2 separate regions of the Mus musculus genome follow, and region 2 is linked to region 1. Evidence: chromatin loops called from intact Hi-C (ENCODE). Cell type or tissue: heart. All regions are shown on one strand. Each heading gives the region's core, and the rest is flanking DNA. Links, peaks and the distances in the headings are about the cores only.

What was found. Peaks named below come from ENCODE experiments on the same cell type or tissue, not always from the same donor. Only the 100,000 strongest peaks of a DNase experiment are listed, where the experiment ranks them.
Region 2: it touches region 1 in a loop (11-fold over the local background); 38 of 42 quality-filtered maps call a loop at or near these places.

Annotation. Positions count from the first base shown.
Region 1 is chr5:4,959,467-4,963,856 of GRCm38, reverse strand. All of the region lies in intron 10 of Cdk14 (cyclin-dependent kinase 14), which reads left to right. Among named protein-coding and RNA genes, the nearest start is that of Fzd1, 200 kb to the right of the region's middle. In heart, for the core only: a CTCF peak has its summit at 1,728 (motif pointing left); a DNase peak (open chromatin) is centred at 1,676; H3K27ac peaks cover 770 bases.
Region 2 is chr5:5,479,718-5,484,107 of GRCm38, reverse strand. It overlaps Gm30325 (a long non-coding RNA gene), which reads right to left. Exons shown (of 5, transcript XR_868230.3): 2 at 2,251-3,112. Among named protein-coding and RNA genes, the nearest start is that of Gm30325, 2.7 kb to the right of the region's middle. In heart, for the core only: a CTCF peak has its summit at 2,274 (motif pointing right); no DNase peak of the experiment used is centred there.

The DNA of each region.
Region 1 (4,390 bases), core at 169-4,168:
CATCAACTTGACCTTACCAGTTTTTCTGCCTGGTGACACAGTTCCACCTGCCCCCACACTGCTGCTACTTGAAGGAATACATAGTGAGTAACCGAGCTCCTATCTAGTGCTCCTGTCCCCAGATCCTTTTGTTGGGTCCCTTGGAAGCTCTGCTGTGGTGCTCCAGTGGGCAGGCTGCATTTGTATGGAGATTATGCTCAACCCCCACCCCCACCCCCAGTGCAGAGCTGTCCCACTGGCTGCTGCCTGCACATCTCATTGCACATCTCATCCTGTCTGAGGCCCTGTTACAGTAACTCACTCACTCTGCAAAGCAGTCACTGAGACAACAGTGAAGCAGTGAGGGCATCCCGTTTAAGCAGACAGGCATTCAAAGCAACAGGGAAGAGAAAGATGGAGACACTGGAGAAGATGGAAACAAAATATTTTAAGTGAGCTGCTCTAGTTGGAGGACTCTGGTTCTACAAGACATTTTCTGAAATAATTTTTAAGTTGGTTGGTTGTGTTTCTCCTCGGGTTTTCTAACAGCTGTTTGGTCTCTCTTCTGCAAATCTTTTGTGGCCTCTGGACCCAGACTTAGGCAATCAATCAAATCTACAAGTCATTTATCAGAAGCCCCTGAGGGTGGGTTAGGTAGTTAGACTGGGGCAGTCAGAGGCCCCAGGCCTAGCATATTATCTGTGAGTTTAGGATAGTTGACATATCTTTGCTCTCCTTTGGGCCAGTTAAAGTGATTGTTTGGAGTGTGAATATCTCAGTAAATATTTTGGGGTGTGTGTGTGTGTGTGTGTGTGTACACAAGAGAGAGAGCATGTGCACACGCACAAGTGTGTGCAGTTTATGCATTGGTACACGTTCATGTGTGTACTTCGTTCATGTGTGTACGTGTACGTGTACGTGTGGAGGCCAGAGGACCTCAATTGTTATTCCTCAGGAATCTTCCACCTTGGAGTTTTGAGACATGGTCTGTCTCTGGAACTCAGGCAAACCAGACTGGCTGGCCAGCAAGCCCAAGGGATCTCGCCTCCTGTTCCTGCCTCCCTGGCACAGAGATTACAAACATGGAACTACCACATCTAACTGGGTTTTGGGATCTAACTCATGTCGTCATGTTCACATAGCGAGTACTTTGCTAACGGAGATATTTCCTCAGCTCTCTCCTTCATTTTGATCTGTTTGTGCATCTGTGTATATGCGCATGTACATGATTGCATGTATACATGTGTTCACATGGGCATAACAGACAAAGGTAGATGTTGACTGTCATTCCTCGGTCTCTACCTTGTAGGTGGAGACAGCGTCTCTCACTAAGACCGGAGCTCGCCAGCTCGCCTGTACAGCTCGCCTAGCAGTCCTCAGGGATTACGTGTCTCTGCCTTCCCAGCACATGCCAAGTCCCCATACTTGCATGGATATCTTCATAGTCTCCTTTGTCTTGTTGTTTTAATGGATATTTTCTCCATGCTTATAGAGGAGTCCGTGGTGTGGCCAGCTCTGCTGAGCCTCACCATTGCTATCTGATTCTGTACTGCGCAGTTTCCAGAAGCTGCACTTACTTCCTTACTCGGGTTCCTTTCCATCTAGACGTTGGCCATGGTGAAAACACTGCAAATATTTGGAAACATCCTCCCTTTCAATCCAGTGCAGCTGAGCCTCCAGCGAGTAATTCCAGCCCCTGTCTGAGGCCCGTGCTTAGGCAGCTTTTACTGCTCGGTCTCTAGGCTCCCCCTACTGGTCGTTTCTATGTAATGCTCTCTGCCTTTTCTTTCTTCAGTCATTTTCCTGTGCAGGATCTCCTACTGCCATATTCCTCACACCAGACACAGCCCAAGCTCTTCTTTGCTGTGTAACAGCATCACCAAAATCTTACCAAATCAATGCATGATTATTGCCTCAAAATTTCTGTGGGTTGGGAGTTTCCAGACTTGGACAAGATGTTTCCTCTGCTTCCTGATTTCACAAAGATACAATCAATGAATCTGCTAGGGCTTGCAAGTTTAACTAAGGTAACTGGATAAGGGTAGACATCCAAGTTCATGTGGTTGCTGGAAACAGTTTCCAGCTGGCTATTGGAGTGATGACTGGCTAGGCTTTTTGCTGGCTGTTGGCTTAGGTCAACCACAGCTTCTTGTCTCTAAATCTTCCGACCATAGCTGTTTGCTTCCAAAAAGCCAGTAAGCAAATAGGACTTTTAACCCAATGGGAGTTATCAACTGACCCAACAATTGAGATCTTACCTTCCTTGTATTCATTTGATTAGAAAAAGTCGCTGGCCACTCCCATGTTCAGTGTGGATACCAAGTGCAAGCATCAGGGGCTCAGCATGGGCTTTTGTTTTTAGTGTAGCTTATGTCTCTTTCCATCATGGAGCACTGAGTAGAGCATGAGGCCTGGCCTTTACGCGTATTGTCGCCAGCTTCCGCTGCACTGGGTGGACAGTTGTTTCTGCTTTGCTAAATATTAAGCACCCTCACCACTTTGGGGGGCATTTGTGATTTAAGCTAGGGTCTTGTGCATGCTGAGTGCATACTGCACACCCTGAGCTATATCCCCAGCCCACCAACCTCCTCTGCTCTGTTCATCTAAAAGTGTAAAACAGCTCTGTAGTGACATTTTTTGAGAATTCTGGGATTTTGGTTTCTTTTGAAAATACAGAAATATTATAAGAATGTGCTTTTGTTTTAATCCCTGGTGTAGGGGTGTGGGGCTGCTTCGTTATCCACAGCAGCTGACTATGACTTGCCCAGTGCGCTAACAGAAGTGTGGTCTTGACAACTGCAGATAATTTTCTGCAGTTGTGTAACCTTTGGAATTCTGGGAAGTTTCCAGAAGATGCATAGATGCTAGGCTCCCGAGATGCAGGGGAGGTGGTAGTTGGTCATTAAGGGAGGTTGGTTGAGGCTTGTTAGTAGCCATAGCCAAAGAAAAACCAAAGAAATAAGTTAGATGCAGGGCTTTCTTTTTATTCTATCCTTGTTTCTCTCCTATCTAGTATTAGGGAGTGAAACCGAGGGGATAAAGGGTGGAAAAAAGAAGAACCCACAAAGTAGCAAAGGCCAGCTACACAATTCCTCTATTTCCACGTCAAGTCACTGATGAAATGCTGAAGAGGGGGCTGGTGTGTATATATGGGTACACTTACACGATACATACCCGCCCAGACACATTTTCATATATGTGTGTGCTGAAAGGGAAAGAATGACAAAGGGGATTCCTGGAGACTTCCCGGTCCTCTGGGAGCCAGGAAGTTCAGCTCTTGAGACCAAGACCGTTGTCTTCCTTGCCAAGTGATCTGCTCTTGAACTGAGCCACTTTGTAGCTCAGCAGCCTTTCCCTGTGCTTCTCGGGGGCAGCAAGGTGCATCAGGGAATAACAACCAACTACGCTAAAGGTGACATACACTGCGCAAGTTACAGTGCAGCTCCTTGCCACTGCATTCAGAAAGAGGGCCCATTGCATTTGCAGTTTGTGTAAAATATAATCAATGAATTTCTCACGGGATGAACTTTGTCATGTTTAGAGTAATTTCATAGGAATTCTTGGCTTCACCTAGTCCCCTATGTAAAGGGACAGCCTTAGTGGTCCTGTCCTGCATTTCACGTGGCGATGACACTCAGGCGATGGAAGGTGGATGCTCTTTGTGGACAAGTGTGGACACGTACTAAACCTTCTTCCCTGGAGCCCTGTACGCAGCCTTTCTCTTCAGTCACCTGGCTGTCCGGTTTTTAGAAGGAAACGAGAGCATTCGTTTCTGTTCTTTAGGAGTACAGAGTTAAATAGCATGGGAAACACACACCTTGTACAGCCTTTATTTTGAAGGCGACTGAGTTCAGTCATGGGCTCCTCCTGATACCAGTTCAAGTCTATGTAGTTTATTCAATAGATATTTAGTGCCCACTTTATGCCGTAGACTTGATAGGCAAAAGAAATAGAAAGTAAAAGAGAAAACAAACAAAGAAATCAGAGTGCAAAGTAAACACTTGCTAAAATTTAATCTGTGGCAGTTGCTATGAAGCTGTGGTGTTGCGTATGACAGGAATCCTGCCCTGGTGCACAGGTCGTGGGACTTGACCTGAGAACAAGGTTTCAACACAGGACTGAAAAATTAATTAGCAGCTAATTACATGGAGAGGGCACAGATGTCCAGACTTCAGAACTGCATGTGGGAACATTGTGTGGCTAACGGGAGAATGTGCCAGATGCAGGCACTGAAGGACCAGTGGGAGAGTATGAAGGGACAAGAATGTGTAAACAATTAGATAAGCGGAGAAGGGGGTTCTGCAGGCCTCAGCCAGCAGCTTAAGTGTGTCAGGGGAGACGGGGTTTGGCCACAGTGTGAAGCTTTTGACTCACAGAGTAACAGTTGATCAAGTCTGATTTTCAAAAGACC
Region 2 (4,390 bases), core at 98-4,097, 520 kb before region 1:
ATTTTGAAGAAGATGCCATTCTCCGGTGGAATTTGAGCCAGATTTAAGACTGAAACAAAGATTTAATTTAAAAATTCTCTGCCAAAGACATGACCTTCATCTTTTTTCCCCCATGAGATGTCTTTTAGAGCCTGCCTGCAAAACAAATCCAACTCCCATGAGAATGTAAATCAAGTTAGGGTATGAAATAACATATGCTACTTACTGGCTTCACACAAGTCAGAGAGTGGAGTTTAGGTTGCAATAAACTTCAGGATACCCAAGAAGACCTTTTATTTCAAGGCCTGAGATGATTAAATGATGAAAAATGCTCTTTAATAATTAAACGTGCCATCTGTACAAGGCAGTGTGACCTTTCACCCACAGTCTCTCACACTGCTCTAGAATTTCTGCAGTTGGCACATATGCTATCAGAAACCCGTTGATATTCTTCCTTTGAAATACTAGAGGAGTGGACTTAAGGCAGCTGTTTTTGGGCTGCCAGGTTTCATTGAAATGTGGGCTTTAAATGCCCTTGCTTGTCGTTTTGAGTTAACATACCTTAATCACAAATCTCACCATAATATAATTCAGCCGATGCCTGAAACTCAATATAGTGGAACATTTGCTGAATCGTGCACTTAGCAACACTCGTCCGTCAGAATGTATGTGCTTTCCACTGAAACGCCTTTCCATGCTATATATGCACGCCCAGAAATGCCTTGTAGATTATAAACATTCCTTTTTCTCTAACAACAGAGTACCAACAATTTCCATTATTCTCCCCCACCCTTCTGAGGAATGTCCAAGGACTGTGACATTTGGAGAGAGAACTAACTGCTCCAGGGTTTAGAGATTGACAATACTACTAAAATATTGATGTGATCCTGTCATTCTGTCAACATGGTAATTAGACAGTCATGATGAGGATCCTTGTCTGATTGTCTTAAATGTCCGATCAGGCACCTTCTACAGGTATAGTACCTTTACAATGGTCAGAGGAAAGGGAAGGACATTAGTCACTGCAAGCGTAGTTTTTCTGTCTTTAGGAGAAGAGATGTAGGCACTGACTATAACAATACCCACTGATTAAGCTGTAAGCAGATGGGGTACTGTTTATCTGCTGTCCTTTGACAGGCTATTTATTTAAAAGTTCAGCTGTCTGGCCACATTTGAATGCAGTTGGGGTTGATCTTACTGCTGCCTTTAGAGATAAAGGTGACTTTCACTTCCATTTATAGCCTTTGTTGTGAATGTTTAGCCAGGTTAGAGATAAATATAGTAGACTATTTTTAAAATATGCTATATACTTTATGTTCAAAAAGACACACTGGGGGGGGGAAGAGTCATAGAAAATGGTATTCATATTTGTTCCTCACATAAACCAACAACCAGGATCTAGGAGAATTTACCTTGTATCTTTTGTTGATATATGTATCATTCAAAATTGGAATGCTGGCATGTTGAACTCAAGATAGAAAGTCACCGAGCATTCATACTTAACACAGGCTGCATTAAGCCTTCCCTCCAGCAAGACGCTAAACTGAAGTCAGAAAATGAGAGTCTATTCATTCTTTCATTTATTTAAAAATACTTTTGATTTCCTCTGTAACGAGGTACAGGAGTATCACCATCACAGATGAGATATTTGATAACTTAATCTTAGGTTAATATAGGTATCAGACATGTAAAGTAAATATGCACAATATGAGGTGATTTTCATCTGTTTATAGGAATGGGTCTGGTTATGTTGGTAAAGTGCTGGTTAACTCTCCAAATCCACCCTCCATCCCTCCCTGCCCTGCCTTGTCCTTCGCAGAGGTACTGCCCAAGTTTCTTTGCCTCTCTGGCATGGGTTAAGAATGGAGGGGAGAGAGAGAGAGAGAGAGAGAGAGAGAGGGAGAGAGATTGTGATATATGTCCCCCTCCTACTCTATCAAACAAACGAATTTCTGCAGCCTTGAGACCACAGCTCTCATTCAGCGAGCAGCGGCTGTTTCTGATCCAGCGTTCTGTGTAGTCCCTGCTGATGGTATCTGGTAGCATCTTGCCTTCACTCTAACCCCTAAGTGCATCACTGTCCTTTGTTCTTGTAACTTCAGCCACACCTCTGCATTTTGTCCCTTTATTTAAGCATTCTAATGAATTCTTCAACTTGGCTCTGCACTGAGGCAGAGGGGTAAGGAACAGCAAAGAGTAACAGAGATATTACATCACCCTTACCCTCCCATCCTCTCCATGGTCCCCAACAAACTAAACTAAAAAACACACCATTACTGTTGCTACCAACAGGTGGCAGTAGTTGTCACACGTTGAAATTTATGGACAGGATTTCTTCTGTTTGTTGGCTATTTCCACCTTTTGGAAATATTGACTCTGTACCTGATCAATGCAAAAATCTAAAAAAGTGCCTGGGAACTACTTTAATGGGCACACATTTGCTTTTGACTATGGCAAGATCAGGGGTTACTTCTGAAGCAGGGAAGAGAGAGGAAGCAGGGTTTGTACAAGCACGAGGAATGATTTTGTGGGGCGGGGACCAGGAATAATTTTGAAAGACAAAGAATACGCTGATCAAAAAAAAAAAAAAAAAAAAAAAGAACCAGTAAGCTGAATGACAACAGGGAAACCCTTCAAACTGTGACAAACTATGAGGGAGTGAATGGGTTCCCTCCATATTCATGTGCTGAAGTCCTATCCCCCGTATTACAGTTTAGAAACAGGGACTTCGAGGATCAAATTATGGCTAAATGTGATCATAAAAGTGGATCCAAAGCTATGAATACTTCCGTCCTTATGGGAAGAAAAGCTGCCAGGGGCTTGCATGCCCCGAGAGAAGCTACCAGGAGATGTGAGAAAAGCTCCAGGAAGGCGCCACTCGAGAAACTTAGAGAAGCCCCAGCAGAGGCCAACCTTGCCTCCGTTTTGATCTTAGATGTATAACCTCTAGAACTATAACCATTCTGTGTTCAAGTCAACCAATCTGTGCTTTCTCCTTTAAAGCACCCTCCCAGACTACAGTTACCAGTTAACCATCACTCAGAGTGAGGCTAAGTAGTGTTGGCGAACACAGCACCACGTCCCAGAACTCTTCCAGCAGTGTTTGTGTTAGTTTGGGTCCTCGAAGAGTCATCTGCCAAAATACATGCAGGTTATCCATTAGGGCACTGTTGGAAAAGATGAAAAGGGAAGGGCCAGAGAAGGCATGGAGAACCTTTAAACCCTCGTACAGCACTAACACCTGTGAAGCAGAGAAGACAGAAGTGTTGGTTGGCAGGGGTTCAGAACACCTCACAGTTCCAAGAAAGTTTCAGAGAGATTTATGGGTAGTCTGTAAGCCAAAATCTCCCACTCCTATTAGCATCCCTACAGTGTTTAGTCTTGACTGAGCCATTTGCAGGAAGCACAGCATGCGGATGAATACAGCGCAGGAGTCTGCGTCACAACAGCTGAGCTCACCACGCACGTGTGCTTTGATCTGGGCATTCACGGCCCGATTCTATGTCATGGTGGCTTTTAGCAGATCAAATCCTTCCAAGTCTGAAACCAGAGGAGACATGCATCCTTGCTCCAGCCTTCTGTAAAAGCTCTAAGAGTGTCTTAAATTGGATACACTTAGAATCATTTGCCCAGGCCTGAGCGAGGAAGAACTCAACGCCTGGAGTCTCCCAGTTCTAACATTTCAGGTTCTGCTTCCATGTCAGGAGCTGCACCATAAGAGCCAATGAGCAGCAAGAAGCACACTTCCTGAGATGACGGAAGGGTGTGTGTGTGTGTGTGTGTGTGTGTGTATGTATGTATGTATGTATGTATGTATGTATGTGTATGTATGTAGCAGCTAACTCCAGTTGCTTTCCAAAGGCACTAGCAATTCACAGTTGTGCCAAAGGTGGCTTGCCCCACATGTCCAGCAGCAGGGTTAGTTTCCTTTGTAAACGGTTGCCCACCCGATGAACACAGCATCACAGTTCATTACTACTCTTTTTTTTTTTTTGTACTAGCTATGATTTTTTCCCCTCGGGATTTATTTCCTACTTGGACTTTACTTTTCTATAAATGGGCTCTTGATATCCCTGCTCATTTTCTCATTTTGCATTTGTGTCTCCCCTGCTTGTGAGAACACATTTCATATTACAGCAAACAGTGCTCTGTTTCATGTCTGCCTAATAGACAAGGAAAAAACCGAATTCTTGATCATGTCTTTCCTCCTTTCTTACGGGTCAATAGTAGATACTTCATTAGTAAGTCACAATATAGATCATAAATATGTGAGGAATATGGGAAACCATTCCATCATCCATTTTTAAAAACAAACAGAATGGTCATTGCTGAAGGACACATTGCCATCGTCTCCCATCACTTAGCGTTCACTCTCCATGCTCACACGGAGTCAGGAGTGCTCCAGGCCCAG